2 separate regions of the Homo sapiens genome follow, and region 2 is linked to region 1. The links are chromatin loops, found by intact Hi-C in ENCODE. Cell type or tissue: K562. All regions are shown on one strand. Each heading gives the region's core, and the rest is flanking DNA. Links, peaks and the distances in the headings are about the cores only.

Evidence for each region. Peaks named below come from ENCODE experiments on the same cell type or tissue, not always from the same donor. Only the 100,000 strongest peaks of a DNase experiment are listed, where the experiment ranks them.
Region 2: a loop joins it to region 1, with 5 times the contacts of the local background. A loop is called at or near these places in 3 of 110 quality-filtered maps.

What each region holds. Positions count from the first base shown.
Region 1 is chr3:110,461,348-110,469,745 of GRCh38, reverse strand. It overlaps LOC105374036 (a long non-coding RNA gene), which reads right to left. Exons shown (of 4, transcript XR_924327.3): 2 at 8,389-8,398; 3 at 2,847-2,958. Among named protein-coding and RNA genes, the nearest start is that of NECTIN3-AS1, 600 kb to the left of the region's middle. In K562, for the core only: no CTCF peak of the experiment used is centred there; no DNase peak of the experiment used is centred there.
Region 2 is chr3:110,517,526-110,525,923 of GRCh38, reverse strand. No RefSeq gene overlaps it. Among named protein-coding and RNA genes, the nearest start is that of NECTIN3-AS1, 550 kb to the left of the region's middle. In K562, for the core only: no CTCF peak of the experiment used is centred there; a DNase peak (open chromatin) is centred at 4,683.

The sequences.
Region 1 (8,398 bases), core at 331-8,330:
TTGAATATCTATTTTGTTCCACTAAACAATTATTCCATGAATTCTCACAGGGATGCAATTGTTAAGAAAGAATTCAAATTTAAATACAATTATTGTAGATTTGTATAGAAGCCTACATAGCATATGAATTTAATTTTCTTCACTTTCAATTTGCTTACAGGTAATTCAACTCAAGGTAATATAACCACTCTGCTGAATTCTTTTGTCAAATGTTGAAGGTGTTCAAGGATGGTTATTATGCTAAAGAGGAATTTGAATTTACCGAATGACAGCTAATTTTGTTCTCTTAAATCTTTAATCTGTTGACTTAAATAAACATTATAGGTAAAGAATTCTTTCAAAATGTAATCTTTGCTTGCATGACTTTACTAAGACATACTTTTGTATGCATTGACTTAAGTGGAAATACATTAAATTAAAAGCATAATGCAAATGGTTAGTTGAGAATATAGAATATACTGACGAATTTAATGGCTCTGTTTTTCAAAACATTTAAAAGAGAAGTGAGAGTGAGAGAAAGTGAAAAAAGAGGGCGCAAATACAAGTAATTTTAAAAAGATTTAAATGTATTGAATTTAGTATTGATAGTATCAAACTCATATTAATAGACATATTTAGCAGAATACCATTGAAATATGTGCAGATTAACTTAAGAGCTAAGACTGAAAACTTTTATGGTCACATTAACCCAAGTTCAAGGCCTACATTCACTACTAACTATGAATCTTCGGTCAAGTAACTTTTTAGAAATAATGGTATTTATATTGTAAGTATTAAATCAGTTAATACTTGAAAAACACCAGAGTGCTGGTTACATAGCAATTGCAAAAAGTATATTACTTGCTGACATGGTGATGAGAATGACATTTCTAAGTAATGATTGATGTAGGGCACTAGCTGAGACAGACATATTCTTGTTCAGAATTAGAAGAACCACTAATGCAAAATGCTGCTCCTGAATTTCACTATTTCAGCTTGAAAACATTTAATCAAATCTAATTTAAATATAAATTTATTTCTGTTAAAACCTCTTTTAAAACATAGCAAACAAGGAGTTTTATTTTCTTGTATTTAGCACTGACCTAATATGCTAGTACATACACATAGTTTATAAATGTTTTGGGTATGCTGAAAGACAATTTAATTTTACTAGGAGACTTTAATAATTAGGGTCCAATAGCAAAATTAAACCAAACCAAAACAAAAATAATGTACCCAAACTGAACCAGACTAGAGTAATTAAAATCAAACCAAAGAAAGATGCTACTCTCAGAAGAAATGGCATGCAATTGGATGTGAGGCCATAAAATGTTTAAAACATTCTTAAAAATACCTATGTAATTTTGTAATTTTGACTTTCACACTATTTCTACATGGTAAAGCTAGGAAAATTGGAGCTAATGATATCCCCAAAGAGACAATTCAAAGAAACAATGTAAACATAATGATACACCTCATTGGTTATTTCTGTGCTTAAATTTTTATCAATTCCTCATTTCTGGAAGGCTACTTTAAATAATTAATAACAAGATAATTTATATTTTAGTTATTCCATGACAATATATTTATACCGTCTCACACGAGATTAAGAGAGACTGAGAAACCATTATCTCTCCCTCCCATCCCATATGTCCCCCACTCTGCCCCTATTGCTGATGACTCACACTACCAGTCAACACTGTTAAGAAAGCTCTTTACATTTGCCTAAAATTTTCAAATCCTATTTTCAGGAGCTAGGCATTCTGATATTTATAAAATACTTAAAGAAGATAATTATTGGCATCATAATTATTATTTAACCAGTGGGCTGTGGAGGTACTTCTTCTTTTCACCAGGCTCCTCTATCTCAGAAAGTGACACTGTTCCATCATTTATTACCAGGATTAATCTGGTTTGGCTACAGTTAGGTATATGCACACTTCTTTTCTCACTTCTCCAAACATGTCCTTCCCAAACCCATATACTTGCTCAAACATTCCCATTTTCGAGGGAGGACTTTTTCTAAAATGGAAGATGGTTGAAAAATACTTATTACTGTAGACACTGCTAAATTGCATCAATTTTACAGATGAGGCAACAGGCACAGAGAGGTTAATTAATTATTGGAAAATGACATAATAAGTAGCAGAGCTTAGAATATGCATCCGGGAGTCTCTTAACCACTGCATTCAATATCTTAATTATTTTCACCCTAATTATCAGTATGGTTACTTTTAAATTAAGAGGATTTGATCAGGTGAGCCCAAAGTTTATTTTAGGACAGCGCTGGCCCCTGGAAGACTCGGTCTTTTGGGGCAGAAAACTTTCAGATGTGCAAAGTTAGTGCAAGTTGCCAGCAGCCCTTTTGGTAGATGTTGCCCCAGTTTATTGTTGATAGATCTTTGAAGTCATCACAGAAGTGGATGCCCTTCAAGTCATGTGTTACTCAGAGTAATTCATCTGCCTCATGAAATTGGCAGCTGAAATGGGACACTTGTATTTGGCAGGATTTAGTGGGAAGAGAAACATGGTATACTAACAGTATCAATGACTAAGGTGATAGAAAATTCTAAAACTCTAGTGACGACTCCACTTCTCCAGGGCTTGAGCTGTCCCCACCTGTGCTATCGTTTCAGAGTTTTGTCACACTGGGAAATCAAAACCAGGATTAAATCTTTTATTTTAATAAATATCTTAGCAGACCTTTGGTTAAAGTCTGACTATGTGCCAAGCACCATGCCAACTGGCTTATAAGATACCAGCTAATAACACTTGGAAATTTACTGAATTGCTGTACAACATGTGAGGCAGGAAATGTGCACCTTTGTACCTGCAGGTAATAGAAGGAGGTCAGCTTCAATGCTCACCAAGTATCACTGAGCTTGTTAGCATCAGCCCTATTGAGAACTCTTCCCATGGCCAGTTTCTGGTGTCTGTTCTCCTCTTTCCCTTGGTTTATCCATCATAAAGTTCTGTGTCCTAAAAGCAAGCAAGCAAACAAAAAGCAGTGTAAAAACAAATGGGGGTTGAGGGGAATCTAAAAGGGATTTTAGTGCTCCCTCTCTCATTCTGCCCTATCAAATTATAGGTAAAGAAATTGACACACAAAACACTAAGTTGCTTGACTGAAGTCAGACAGCTAATGCTACAAAAAAATTAAAACCGAAAAAGTCAAATATAAACTGTTGCTTGTTTTAGAGAAGATAGCACAAATTAATCACTAGAATCCAAAGCAAAGTAGATAAATCACAGTACCCTAGAGTTTTAAAACTTAAAATTATTTCAAATATATCCTTCAAATCAAGTAACTGACTCCAGATGTCACAGTTATGTCAGTGGTGTAGCTAGAAGCAAAGGTTCCAATGTTAGCCTTCCTTCAGCTTTTCAAATTCCAGAACATCTCAAACGTTTCCTGCTGCATTCTTTGACTACAAAACTCTTTCTGCTTACATCTGGTTGCGTATAATGTTTCAAGACCCTTTCCTCTTATCAAGAGGGCAGGTGTGTGACAGGAATTGCAGGAGAATTTAGGAATGCGAAAAACTGATCAAGACAGGTGAAACCTCCACCTTAGTAAACAAATTAATGTTTACATGGGTAATCTGACAATAAACATATAAACAAGTAAATAAGCAAGAAAACTGAAAATTGTTGTTACCAAGAAAGGAAATAATCATGCAATGGGTTATGGAGTGAAATTGGGAAAGCCAGTTGGGACAAGGTGGTGAGGGAAGTCTCTCTGCTGTGTGACATTTGAGCTGAAAAGAGAAAATGAGAATGAGGCAGACATGCCTACATACTATGGGAAAAACACTGTGGGCAGAGGCTGAGGAAGAAGTCTGAGTTTTCTCCGTGAAGATAGGGTAGGAGAACTCTCCAGCCAGATAAACAGGCAAATGCGAGGGCCAGGGCTTGAAAGCTTGGATATAGCCAGGAATTGCAAGAACATAAGGTGCAATAGTGATGAACCCTGGGGCTGAAGGGTAGGCAGGGAACAATGAACACCAGCCTTAAGTGCTCTGATAAGGCTTGAGAGGTATGGAGACATAGTGTGTGATAAAATATCTTGTTCTTTTATTTATTCAAAAATGAATTTTATTTGGTTGATCCAGAGATTAAAGCCACCAGGGAACTTATCCTTTTAAGAGTCCCCAGAAGAGTCTTTTCAAAAGGAAAATAATCAAACTTAACTTGTGGTTATTAAGTTTGAAATAAACTTAACTAATTCACATTTTAAAGAAAGTGTGAAATGTGGCAGTTTGCTTAGTTGATAATTATGAAAGTTTTAAATTTTAAATCAGCATTAAAATATTGCATTTATTTTCTATAGTTTATTTCTATAATATCACTCTTTCCTATTTTTTTAAATGAGGAGGTATTTAAGACACTTAAAAAACAAAAATGTCTTCTAATTTATTCCAGAAGATTATCACTATTTCAGCATGTCATTTTGAATGGAGAGACAATCAGAATACAACAGAAAGTCTTTTAACTGCCAGTACTAATGACTATGAATTTTCCAATTTAAGTAACTGCAAAAGGGGAAGCAGATACTTTATACAGTTGTATTATTGTTGTGTGTATTTTTTAAATTAGAGAGATTCACAATGTTTAATTTGCTTTTAAATGCAATGTCAATAATTTTATCAATAAACATTTATTAACCCTTTACAAGATTTAATGTGCTTTCCTGAGTGTCTGGTGGTATTCAGACATGAAAACCACAGGGTTGCATTATAAGAGGGGAAAAGCTAAATACTCTTGAAAAGATGACCAATAAGATAAGATAGCATAGGATAAATTAAAATTGGGGACAAACCACAAATGCCATTGAAGATCAGATCAGGGAGAAGCATTACAAGATAGGTATCAGGGCTGGGGTTCAGATCAAACTTTGAAAAAAGTGAGTTTGAGATGGGGTGGAAAGAAGGGAGAAAGCAGAGGAGGGAGAAATCAATGGGATTAGTTAAATACGGCAAATACTACATGACTGCTCCACTCTAACCCATTTGTCCCTATGCCACAGCAAGCCAAAGGGGAAAAAAATAGATTAAATTAACATCTTTTAAATTCTGTTTCTGTGGCTCTATCCCTCCATCAGAGAACCTGCTGAAATTCCAGCCCCCAAAACTTATGCACTCTATCCCTTATCCTCAGTCTTTCTGGGAGCCCTGAGGAGGTGCGGGGTATGTGCTCTGCTCTGCTATCTTACAGTTCTGTCACTTCTAGTTCTCTTCAAAGCTGCTGCTTTCAGTGGAGGAAGACCTCACCACTGTCCCAGGCACTCTGTTTTCAACGAGAGGTCTAGGGTTCTGCCCAAAGTCCCCACCTCTATTTCCCATGCTTCTCACTCACATTTTGCTGCTAAGATGCTGAATGTCTCAGTACAAAATGCTCACCCTATTCTCTCTGGTGTACACTGCGCAAAGCCACTGGTAAACAGGAAGGATCCCTATCTTCTAGCACTGTGCTGCCCACTTTCCTACATGGGCCCAGAAATAAGACTAACTCCTGATCCAATGTCTTTCTTACGAGGATTTTAGTGAAAAAAAAAAAGAGAGAGAGAGAAACTGATCCTTTCTTTTTCTTAGCAGAATTACTCACCTCAGGAGAGAAATCTATGTATTGCCACACAGATTGATGAAAATGGGACTAGATGACAAAGTTAAAATCATAGTTCTGAAAACCATAGGGGCTCACTGTGAAGAATAATACCTTTCTGTGGATAACTCACTGGAAGAATATTATTTTCTAAATATGATACTAAACAGCAAATTTTCCCTAATTGAAGGAAGAGGTTTCCTCCTCTCAATTTAGCAATTTTTAAGATAGGGCCAGACTGGCTTAGGTGTCTTATGAAGGCAGGCAGGCAGTGCTGAGGCTGTGTTCCAGGAGATGTGAGCCTTGGTCCCAACTCTACCTCTGGACATCTGTTATCTTAGAGGCCATGCTATGACTTTGGATTTCAGGTTTTTTTAATCTGAAAAAAAAAAGTGCTGAGCCTAAATTGTCCTTTTTTCAATTTTTTCTTAATATTCTACAAGCGTACAAATATAGTAAAGGTTACTATGTTCACATTCACTTTGAAAACAGTAACTAAATCTAAATAAGGGCAGTATTTCTACAAGGGACCCTTTAAATTCTGCAAAAGGGGAAGCAGCTAAGTTAACCTTGCTGTAAGCGCTACAATTAAGCACATGCCACAAAGGAATACTAATCTAAAAATGTAGTAGTGAGAGAAACAAAAATGCTTTTAACGTTGTCTTAAAATCAACATCAAACAGCTGCCAGACCTCTCCCTTGTTTATTCTTCTATCTTCTGGAAGAAAAATTCTATTTTTATCAGTGTCAGGGCTCTTCCTTTCAGCAAGACGTCTCAAGAAACTGGAAAGATCATGTGACTTCTGAAATACAGGAAGACCCTCAGTCTTTACTGAATTATGATGGCTGCTGCTACCCCCATTTTCTGCATCTGGTAGAACTCGGCTTCTGAGCTAGTCATGGGGCACTGGCATACCCAGGGCCAGCCTCTCATGCGCAGCATGCTTCCATTGTCTCTGAGGTCTGGCCTTCTCCACAGGGCATTACTGCAGAGTAGGTATCAAGTGACCAAGAACATCAGGGTCTGGTGATTTTTGTTTCTTCCTACTTTTGAAGAATTATCTTCCTTTTCTTTCTCTATTCCCATATCTTCAATTTGTTGTGGCATTTACTGAACACAATAAGAAACATTATCTTCAGGAAACCTCTGATTTAGCTCCTGTAAAATTACCTGTGGCAATTAATAGGTAGGCTTGGCCACTCAATTTAGTGGGAGGAGAGGAAATTAAGGAAAAACTATATGCAAATGAATATCCCAATAGATTATCATGCTTAACACCTGCTGGCTTAAGAGTTAAGGTAAGAGATTAATTTAACAAGCCTTAAATGAAGATGAATATTAGCACTAGCTAATATTGACTTACTGGGTAAGTCAAATTAGGTTAATGGGTGCTATTTTGTTAGTTTTTAAATTGGCTCTAAGTCAGGTAGATAATTCCCTCTAGTTTATATTGCCAAAAATAGGAAGAAAAACAAAATAAAAACCTTCAGGTCTCAGTGAAGATAATTACACAAATACCTTAGTTCGAAGTCACAAACATGAATTTCTGAACAATTATAGTAAACTGCCAAGAGGTTTTTTGTTTTTGTTTTTGTTTTAATCCAAGTACATTTCCCTCTCCATATAACTGACACTGCTTCCATACTTCAGTTTTAGATTGTCTTGCTGCTGTGGTTCAAATGTGTACCCCAAAATTCATGTGTTGGAAACTTAATCCTAAATGCAACAATGAGTGGAGGTGGGACCTAATGGGAGATGTTTAGGGGATGAGGACTCCATCCTCATGAATGGAATAATGTTGCTATTAAAAGGGCTTGTGGAGCGGGTTCTGTCTTCCTTGACCTTTCATCTTCCACCTTCCACCATGTCAGAATGCAGTAAGAAAGTCTACAACAAATGACAACACCTTTCTCTTCGATTTCCCAGCCTTTAGAACTGTGAGAAAATAAATTGCTGCTCTTTGTAAATTACTCAGTCTCAGGTATTCTGCTATAGCAGTACAAAACAGACTAAGACACTTCCTCAGAAAGTGTCTTGCCTTGGCTGGCAATGCATTAAGAAGGTCATTGCTGAATGTTGTGTCAACCATTGCTTCCGGGATGCTGATGCCTCATGGTGCCTCCTGCCTCCCTTTTCAATTTTCATGATTATCTGAGTTCTTGCTTCTTTCATTCTAGACTACTTAGTGTGTCCTTTAAGATTTGTAATATTTTGTTTTAGCCCTGTCTGAAAGTTTCTGTTTTTGACTCATACGTATTTCTATTCTCTGCTCACAGGCCCTGATGCTAACAGTGCCTTCCCTCATTCCTAACCCAGTTTTCCACCTACACACATGGCACAAAATGGACTTGAGTCCATGTTGACAGAGGTGCATTATCTCATAAACATTGTACTCACGCAGTTTCAAAGAAATGTTTTTATTCAGTGTTCAGCACATACTAAACTAATAATAATGTGAGATGTACAGCTTACAAAGTGAATGGATTATCTGGACAACTTAATGACTCAGATTTTCTCTAAGAAATATTTTCCACTTTCCTGTGTACCTGTCAACACATGTTCAAAAAACAGGGGTAAGATCAGCTTTGTTCTTCACAGAAAAATAATTTTATGAACTCTTTGATGATTATACAATTGATAACTCTGGAACATTAGAAGAAACATATAAAGGCAGCACTATTATTTTGTTAATGTGTGTCACTTTAGTTACAATGTGGCACTAGGTATACTGCTGTCACCTACCTAGAAAGCTCCAGAGAAGAAAAAGAACTCCCTAAAGAGAAGCATTTCCATCAATAGACACTTACAATTTTCTTA
Region 2 (8,398 bases), core at 256-8,255, 56 kb before region 1:
TCCACATGGCTGGGGAGGCCTCACAATCATGGCAGAAGGCAAGGAGGAGCAAGTCACATCTTACTCGGATGGCAGCAAGCAAAAAACCAGAGCTTGTGCAGAGAAACTCCCGTTTTTTAAAACCATCAGATCTTGTGAGACCCATTTACTATCACGAGAACAGCACAGGAAAGACCTGACGCCATGATTCAATGATATCCCACCAGGTCCCTCCCACAACACGTGGGAATTATGGGAGCTAAAAGATGAGATTTGGGAGGGGACACAGAGCCAAGCCATATCATTCTGCTCCTCACCCCTCCCAAATCTCATATTTTTACATTTCAAAATTAATCATGCTTTCCCAACAGTGCCCCAAAGTCTCAGCTGATTTCAGCATAAACTCAAAAATTCACAGTCCAAAGTCTTATCTGAGACAAGGCAAGTCTCTTCTGCCTATGAGCCTGTAAAATCAAAAGCAAGTTAGTTACTTCCTAGATACAATGGGGGTACAGGCACTGGGCAAATACAACCATTCCAAATGTGAGAAAATGGCTAAAACGAAGGAGTTACAGGCCCCATGCAAGTCCAAAATGTAGCAGTGCAGTCAAATCTTAAAGCTCCAAAATGATCTCCTTTGACTCCAGGTATCACATCCAGGTCATGCTGATGCAAGAGATGGGTTCCCACGATCTTGAGCAGCTCTGTCCCTGTGGCTGTGCAGGGTACAGTCTCCCACCCAGTTGCCTTCATGGCTGGCATTGAGTATCTGTGGCTTTTCCAGGTGCACAGTGCAAGCTGTCAGTGCATCTACCATTCTGGGGTCTGGAGGATGGTGGCCATTATCTCACAGCTCTACTAAGCAGTCCTCCAGCAGGAACTCTGTGTGTGGGCTCCCACCTCACTTTTCCCTTCTGCACTGCTCTAGCAGAGGTTCTCCATGAGGGCTCCACCCCTGCAGCAAACACTGCATGGGTATCCAGGTATTTCCATACATCTTTTGAAATCTAGGCAGAGGTTCCCAAACCTCAACTTTTGACTTCTGTGCACTTGCAGGCTCAACACCATATGAAAGCTACCAAGGCTTGAGGGTTACACCCTCTGAAGCAACAGTCCAAGCTCTATGTTGGCCCCTTTGAACCACAGCTGGAGTGGCTGGGATGCAGGGCACCAAGTCCCTAGGCTGCACACAGCAGGGGATCCTGGACCCAGCTCATGGAATCACTTTTTTCTCCTAGGCCTCTGGGCCTGTGATGGGAGGGGCTGCCATGCAAACCTCTGACATGCCCTGGAAACATTTTCCTCATTGTCTTGAGGACTAACATTTGGCTTTTCGTTACTTATGCAAATTTCTGTAGGCAGCTTGAATTTCTCCTCAGAAAATGGAATTTTCTTTTCTATTGCATTATCAGGTTGCAAACTTTCTGAACTTTTATGCTCCAATAAAACTGAATGCCTTTAACAGCATCTAAGTCACATCTTGAATGCCTTGCTGCTTAGAAATTTCTTCTGCCAGATACCGTAAATCATCTCTCTCAAGTTAAAAGTTTCACAAATCTCTAGGCCAGGGGCAAAATGCCACCAGTCTCTTTGCTAAAACATAACAAGAGTCACTTTTGCTCCAGTTGCCAGCAAGTTCCTCATCTCTATCTAAGACCACTTCAGCCTGGACCTTATTGTTCATATCACTATCAGCATTTTTGTCAAAGCCATTTAACAAGTCTCTAGAAAGTTCTGAACTTTCCCACATTTTTCTGTCTTCTTCTGAGCCCTCCCAACTGTTCCAACTTCTGCCTGTTACCCAGTTCCAAAATCGCTTCCACATTTTCGGGTATCTTTTTAGCAATGCCTCACTCTACTGGTACTAATTTGCTGTGTTAGTTCGTTTTCACACACCTGATAAAGACATACCAGAGACTGGGCAATTTGCAAAAGAAAAAGGTTTAATGGACTTACAGTTCCACATGGCTGGGGAGGCAAGAAGGAGCAAGTCACATCTTATGTGGATGGCAAAAAAAAAAAAAGCTTGTGCAGAGAAACTTCTGTTTTTTAAAACCATCAGATCTTGTGAGACCCGTTCACTATCACGAGACCAGCACGGGAACGACCCGCCCCCATGATTCAATCATCTCCCATCAGATGCCTCCCACAACACATAGGATTTATAGGAGCAACAATTTGATATTTGCGTGGAGACACAGAGATAAACCATGCCATAAGTTAATGAAGGAACTACCAGAGTTCTAAAATTATAAACCTAGATTTTCCTAAGAAAATAGAGTGAATTACAAGACTTACAAAATATCAATAAGATTTTTCTATTTTGGAAAATTATTAACACCTCAAATTCATGTGGCCATATCATAGTGAAGAAGTAGAAGTATATTTGGAAACAGGAATAGACAACTCAACCCAATTTTCATTATAAGGACTTCATCAATTTAACATATTATTGCTGAATATTTTACTCTCAAGACTTTTTTCACATGGAAATTAACTGGATTTTGTCCTCAGATTCTTACATCACGAGTATATCATTAATACCTTAAAAATAGGTATAGAGTACATATGACTAGCTGGAATATAATATTAAATTCATCTTAAGTGTGATTTTAGAGTACAATATGTTTTGCTCCCAAACAAAAATAAGAAGTAGAAACCAGGACCAATTAGGTATATATTTTTTTTCTTACTCATGTATTTCAATATTTACCAGAAATCCATTACATTCAAGGTACTGTGCCAGCCTTTGTATTCACAAAGAAAAAAAAAAGAAAACTGACCTATAAACATGTATAATAAGACGTGGTAGAATAAGGACAAACAAATCCCAGGTTGAGTCTCCTTTCCTCCAGTGATGGGGTAACTCTGAATGCCACCACTAAAGGAAGTAGAAATAAGCTGATTCTTCCAAGTCAAAAGTTGTGAGACTTTGGATGCTCCACTTTCACATTCCTCTTGTTCTCTCTAGCTATAGGGTTTCTTAGCTCCACACATACTCAGTCATTCAATTAGTTATTACCAACAGTGCTAAAAATATTACTTCTCATTAAATGGACCTGTCACTTCATTTAAACTCCTTTGTGCATTTAGATTTAAATAATGATATCCAGTATTACTTCCTTATTTACCACTTTATTTCTCTGCCCTGACTTTGGCCCAAATAAGCGCTTCTTAGCTCTTCAAAGCTGGAATGGCAAAAATTTCCAAATTTTTCCATTAAAATAAGAATATAATTTAGATAATTTAAGAGGTTCTCTATTTCTCCCTTACTAGTCCCCTCCCAGGACTCTCCTTTTCACCCAATCTATCCCGTATCCCACAGGTGATCCACTTCACCTTCATGCTGTGTATTCCCTCCCGTCCTGGGCAATTCTTGTTTGGGGTTTCCCATGTAATTGCAGTCAAATGGATAGTAGCTGGGGCTAGAGTCATCTGAAGTTTCTTCATGTACATATCTGACACATGGCCTGAGAGCCTAGAGCTCTGAAAGTTGGTTTGCTTTCTCTCTCCATGTGACCCCATGGCTAGCTTAGGCTTCCTGACAGTATGGCAGTCCTAAACTGAGTGTGACTTTTTTACATGTGACTGAATTTCCCAGAAGAAGCATTCCAAGAGTCCCAGATAAAAGATGCAATTCTTTTTGTGACCTAACCTCAGAAGCTCCAGAACATCATTTCTGCATTCTGCTACTTGAGTAATTCCTAGGGCCAGCTGACATTCAACTAGAAGAGTGACTTGATCTCTCAATAGAAGCAGTAGCCAAGATTCCATGACTGCCTTTAATCTACCCTATGCTATTTGTTTAACTAAGGCCCCATATTTGTAGGGCTTATTAATGTTTTTAAAATAATGAAGACACAGAGGCTTGGAGCAAATGACTTACTACCAAGGTTTTTCGGTAAATTGGTGTCAGAGCAGTGAAAACAATTGTATACAGAGCTCTTCATTCTTTAAGTATCCGACTCTCTACTTGCTGAAGGGTTTTTAAGTGAATAATCTATCCTGTATGTTAAAATCCATCAGAATGACATCTTAAAGATTCTTGTTTATGTGCGTTAGCAGCTTTTGTGCAAATAAAATCTTTTCTCAATTTAATGCTTTTTTTTTCTGTCACCATATTTCCTAATGTTTTAGTCTCTGATGTTCTAGACACATGCTACAAAAAGCTACTGGACTGATCATTTTTTCCATGATGATTTTATCCTACTGATTCTACAGATTGAAATAGCTATTTTCCCTTATCCTTTGAAAATTAACCTCTCATGTCAAGTAGATATTATGAAGTTTTGGCTAGTTAATGTATTTTACTCATGAAAATCTACTTAATTCTCAATAAGCACAAGTTGAAATTTTAGAACTTTTGGCTCCATACATTTCTTTTAAACAACTGGTTTTGGGGAAAACAAAGAGAAGAAGGATATTTTCTACAATCTTATTTATGTGAACATCTTGGGGAATTAAGCTGCTTTCTTTGGGCCTCCTCCTAGTTTTCTATTCAGTTTCTCTTCTCATCCCAATCTATTCTTTTACTTTAAGTTTTTTTCTGAGTGTGTTCTGCCACTTTAGTTCTCTGTGAGGTTTCTTATTTTGTTTATAGATAAAAAATTGGTGCTTTTTTTCAGTTGCCAGTAAATGTTTGTGTAGAATTGCCTAGTTAGCCTCTGATGATGATGGTGTGAGTCAGCCCTTTTCCTATGTTTCCGTAGTTTCCGCTGCAATGTGCAAAGGCACCCTGTTTCATCTTATCTAGCTTTGGCATGAGTACATATTGTGTGCATGTGCATATGCACATGAAATGCCTTTGCCTGCCAAGTGAAAATGCACAGTACCTTTCCCAGAAACTGCAATCCAATAGAAACAAAATACCAAACTCTGAAGCAAAGTTAGGACTTGTTTGTTGAAAATAACTTTACAGAAATAAAATAATTAAACATATATTATATGATATCAATTTCTTAGTTACAAAACAATTCAAATAGGCCATTTACTGTCACTCCAATTTCAGAGTCAGAGAGGTTAAAGACTTGTCTGTTTATGGCAATAATTATGAAATGTATGACCAAAACTATTTTGAGACAGTTAAAAGTATTCTTAGGAATTGGGAATGCATCTATGAAATGAGAATTAAATTATGAAGGAATTTTTTTAAAGTAACCAGAACTGTATATATTTGCCTCACTTGAAAAAGTGATTAGTAAGTCCAATAAAGATGATAGAATGTCAATTTTAAAGTAGCGTGTCCTTAAGAAGAATGTACTTCTGAGGGACGATGCCTGCATGGCGTATGGAAAGTGGGCATTCTGAAGGCAAACATTTCCTAGTACATTCTAGCTTACTGACTAACACTATATGGGCTGCTGGGCAGGTAGACGTCTAAGCGGAGACCAGAGCATCCACCTTTCTGTGTCAGAAGACACAAGTCGAACATCACCCACAGAACTGGCCTCGCTCACAAAACAATTTTCTAATTAAAATTTTATAATATTTCGTGTTAATTTTCGTATAGGTGAGAATTAACTGACTCACTGATTAGTCTTTCTATAGTTTCATTTCTCATTTAAAATTAATATATTGCCAAGTGTGGTGGCTCATGGCTCTAATCCTAGAAGCCTGGGAGGCTGAAGTGGGAGGATCACTTGAGACTAGGAGTTTGAGACCAGCCTGGGCAACATAGTGAGACACAATCTCTAAAGTAAAAATAAATAAATAAATAAAAATAGCTGGGTGTGGTGGCATGTGCCTGCAGTTCCAGCTAGTTTAGCTGCTGAGGTGGAAAGATTATTTGAGCCCAGGAGTTGGAGGCTGTAGGGAGCCATGATCCTGGCACTGAACTCTAGCCCGGAAAACAGAACCAGACCCTGAGTATAAAAAATTTATTGTATTACCAATATAGTCAAGTGTATTGTGAGATAGTTGCCTGATTCTGATCACCTTTGTGTTTACTGGCAAAACCAAATTTCTGAACCTGTGAAAATGTAGACTAGACTCTAGACTCCTGTTTTTTCAACTGTTCTAATGGCCATCATTATTAAAATCACTGGATGGTTTTTAAAAAGATTACTTAAGTCCTTCTGTGATGTACTGAATGCAATTCTCTTCTGGAAGAGGCTGACATCTACTTTTTAAGTAATTTCCCATGATAATTATTATATAAAGAAAAGAGGGAGAGTGATTATATGCTGTTATGTTAACTTCTCAATGGAAAATGGAAAAATATGCAGTAATCGTTTGCTATGTGCCAGGCATTAGAATAGATGCTTGGGGACACATGGTTGGATGAGGCAGAGATCCATTTTCAAGGAAGACATCATGAAGATAACAGGCCAATAGTCAACTATCTAAAATACATTTGAGTGCCTTTTAAAATAAAGTTCTATCAAAAGATAGAAAAAAAAAGAGCAAGTAACTTTAAGGACTTTCTAGGGACAATAATATAGAAAGTTCAGAGTCATAGTCTTAAGAAATAGCCAGATTTGAAGCATCACAGGTAATGAAAAGACAATTCTGCCACTAATGTGGGAAGAAAAATCTCAAGAAGGCAAACTATACAGAGGTTTAATGAGTTTCATTAACAAAATTAGGGGCAGAGTGGAAGAAGAGGATTTAACTGAGTTTTAAATCAGAGGAATGAAGCATTGGCTGCTGACCATGGGGAGTTGCCAGAATTAACCGGAAATTTTCCACTTGCTCATGTCCAACATCCCTGCCTACCCCAATGTGGGAATGGTTTTAGCATATAAAATGGTGTAAAGCTGTAAAAGTGATATTGTAGTTTAGTAAAATGTTCTTATGATTTTTATACATACCCAGTTTCCCCTTTGTGATCTATTGATGAAGAAAATAGTAGGTTTGCTTCATATTTAGGCTGCCAATACTGTAAACTATTAGACTCAGTTTCCAGATACGTATAGTATATGAAGAATGGCATAATCACACAGTAGAAAATACACACTATGAGTAGCAAAATCAGACTATACTTTGTATTTTTTGTTCTGAATGAGAAAATCTAGGAAATAGTCTTTTTAGTCTTGTATTCTGCATCAAGCATGCTTAGAAAGGTTTATCTACCTATACAAGAACCATGGTCATCATCTGTTATTAATGTGAAGGTAGTCAACTGAATTGTGGATCAGTGCCTAGCAGTAAATTAATTTTTCCTTAAAGTAGCATTGTAGTTGCACAAATTCATGAGGTGAAAATAAATCCTACAGCAACACAGTGCAAAAAAAGAAAAAAAGAAGGAAGAACAAGATTTTAAAAATCTGAGTAATCCCTGATGAAATAATGGAATAAAAATACAATATCTTTAAAAAATGTAAATTTGGCCAATAAAATTTAGGCATGGACATGCCAATGATAGCTAGTACTATGTAGTACTTATATACCAGCAATTGTCCTAAATTTTTTACATGTATTAATCTACTTAATTCTCACAATATCCTTATTATTACCACTATTACTGTCTTCATTATAAATATTGGGACAATTAAGGCATCAAGGTTAAGTAATTTGTGTAAGATCACTTGGTGGCAAACATACTATTCACTCTCCCAACTGTATAATAGCATCCTAAACTTCCAAACATTGATTTTTCACCTTTGCCTGTTGGTGTCTTGGCACAAGGAGTCTGAAGTTAACTGGCAGGCACCTGTAGCCTGAGGCTTAATAGGACCATAAGGACATCCCATAGAATATCACACTTAGTCACTACTTACTACATCAATGACATCATGTTAATTGAAGTGAATGAGCTAAAAGTGGCAAGTATGCAGTTTTCAAATCCTGTGAATGCTGCATTTTTTATCCCCTTTTGGTTAAAAAACATCTACATATAACAGAACCATACAGTTCCAGTGCATGTTGTTCAAGGGTCAACTGTATGCTGAAGCTCTCTAGCTGCAACGAATGGGTCATTAAGATCATCTGTCTTTCACATTTAATCCTTAATTGGTGATTAATCACCTTTTAGTCTTCCATTGTCTTTTTTCAAATCATCAATTGCCCCAACATCAGTCTTTAAAAGTCATAATCCTTATCATAATAATTCCCGTATATTTCTCAATTGCTTTTTATATTGCATCTACCATGCATTTCTTTTTACCAGTACCATCTCAATTCACAACAAGTAGAAATTGTAACAATAGTACTATTATCACCTGTAAAGGATTTTATCTGTGCATTTACTACTAGTGATGGGATTCTCCTTGCCAGCTAGCCAGCAGGTGATCCAGTTTTAAAATTCCATTTTTGAGTTGTTTTCTCAGACCACTTTTAGCAACAACTGTTTCAGATTGGATTTCCCAGAAAGCAGTTTCTGAGATTAAAAATGTCCATGGAAAATGTTTACTAGGAATTTCTCCCAGAATCAATATCTAGGAATGGTGGAAGTGAAGAAAGCAGGATCTGGCAGAGGTAG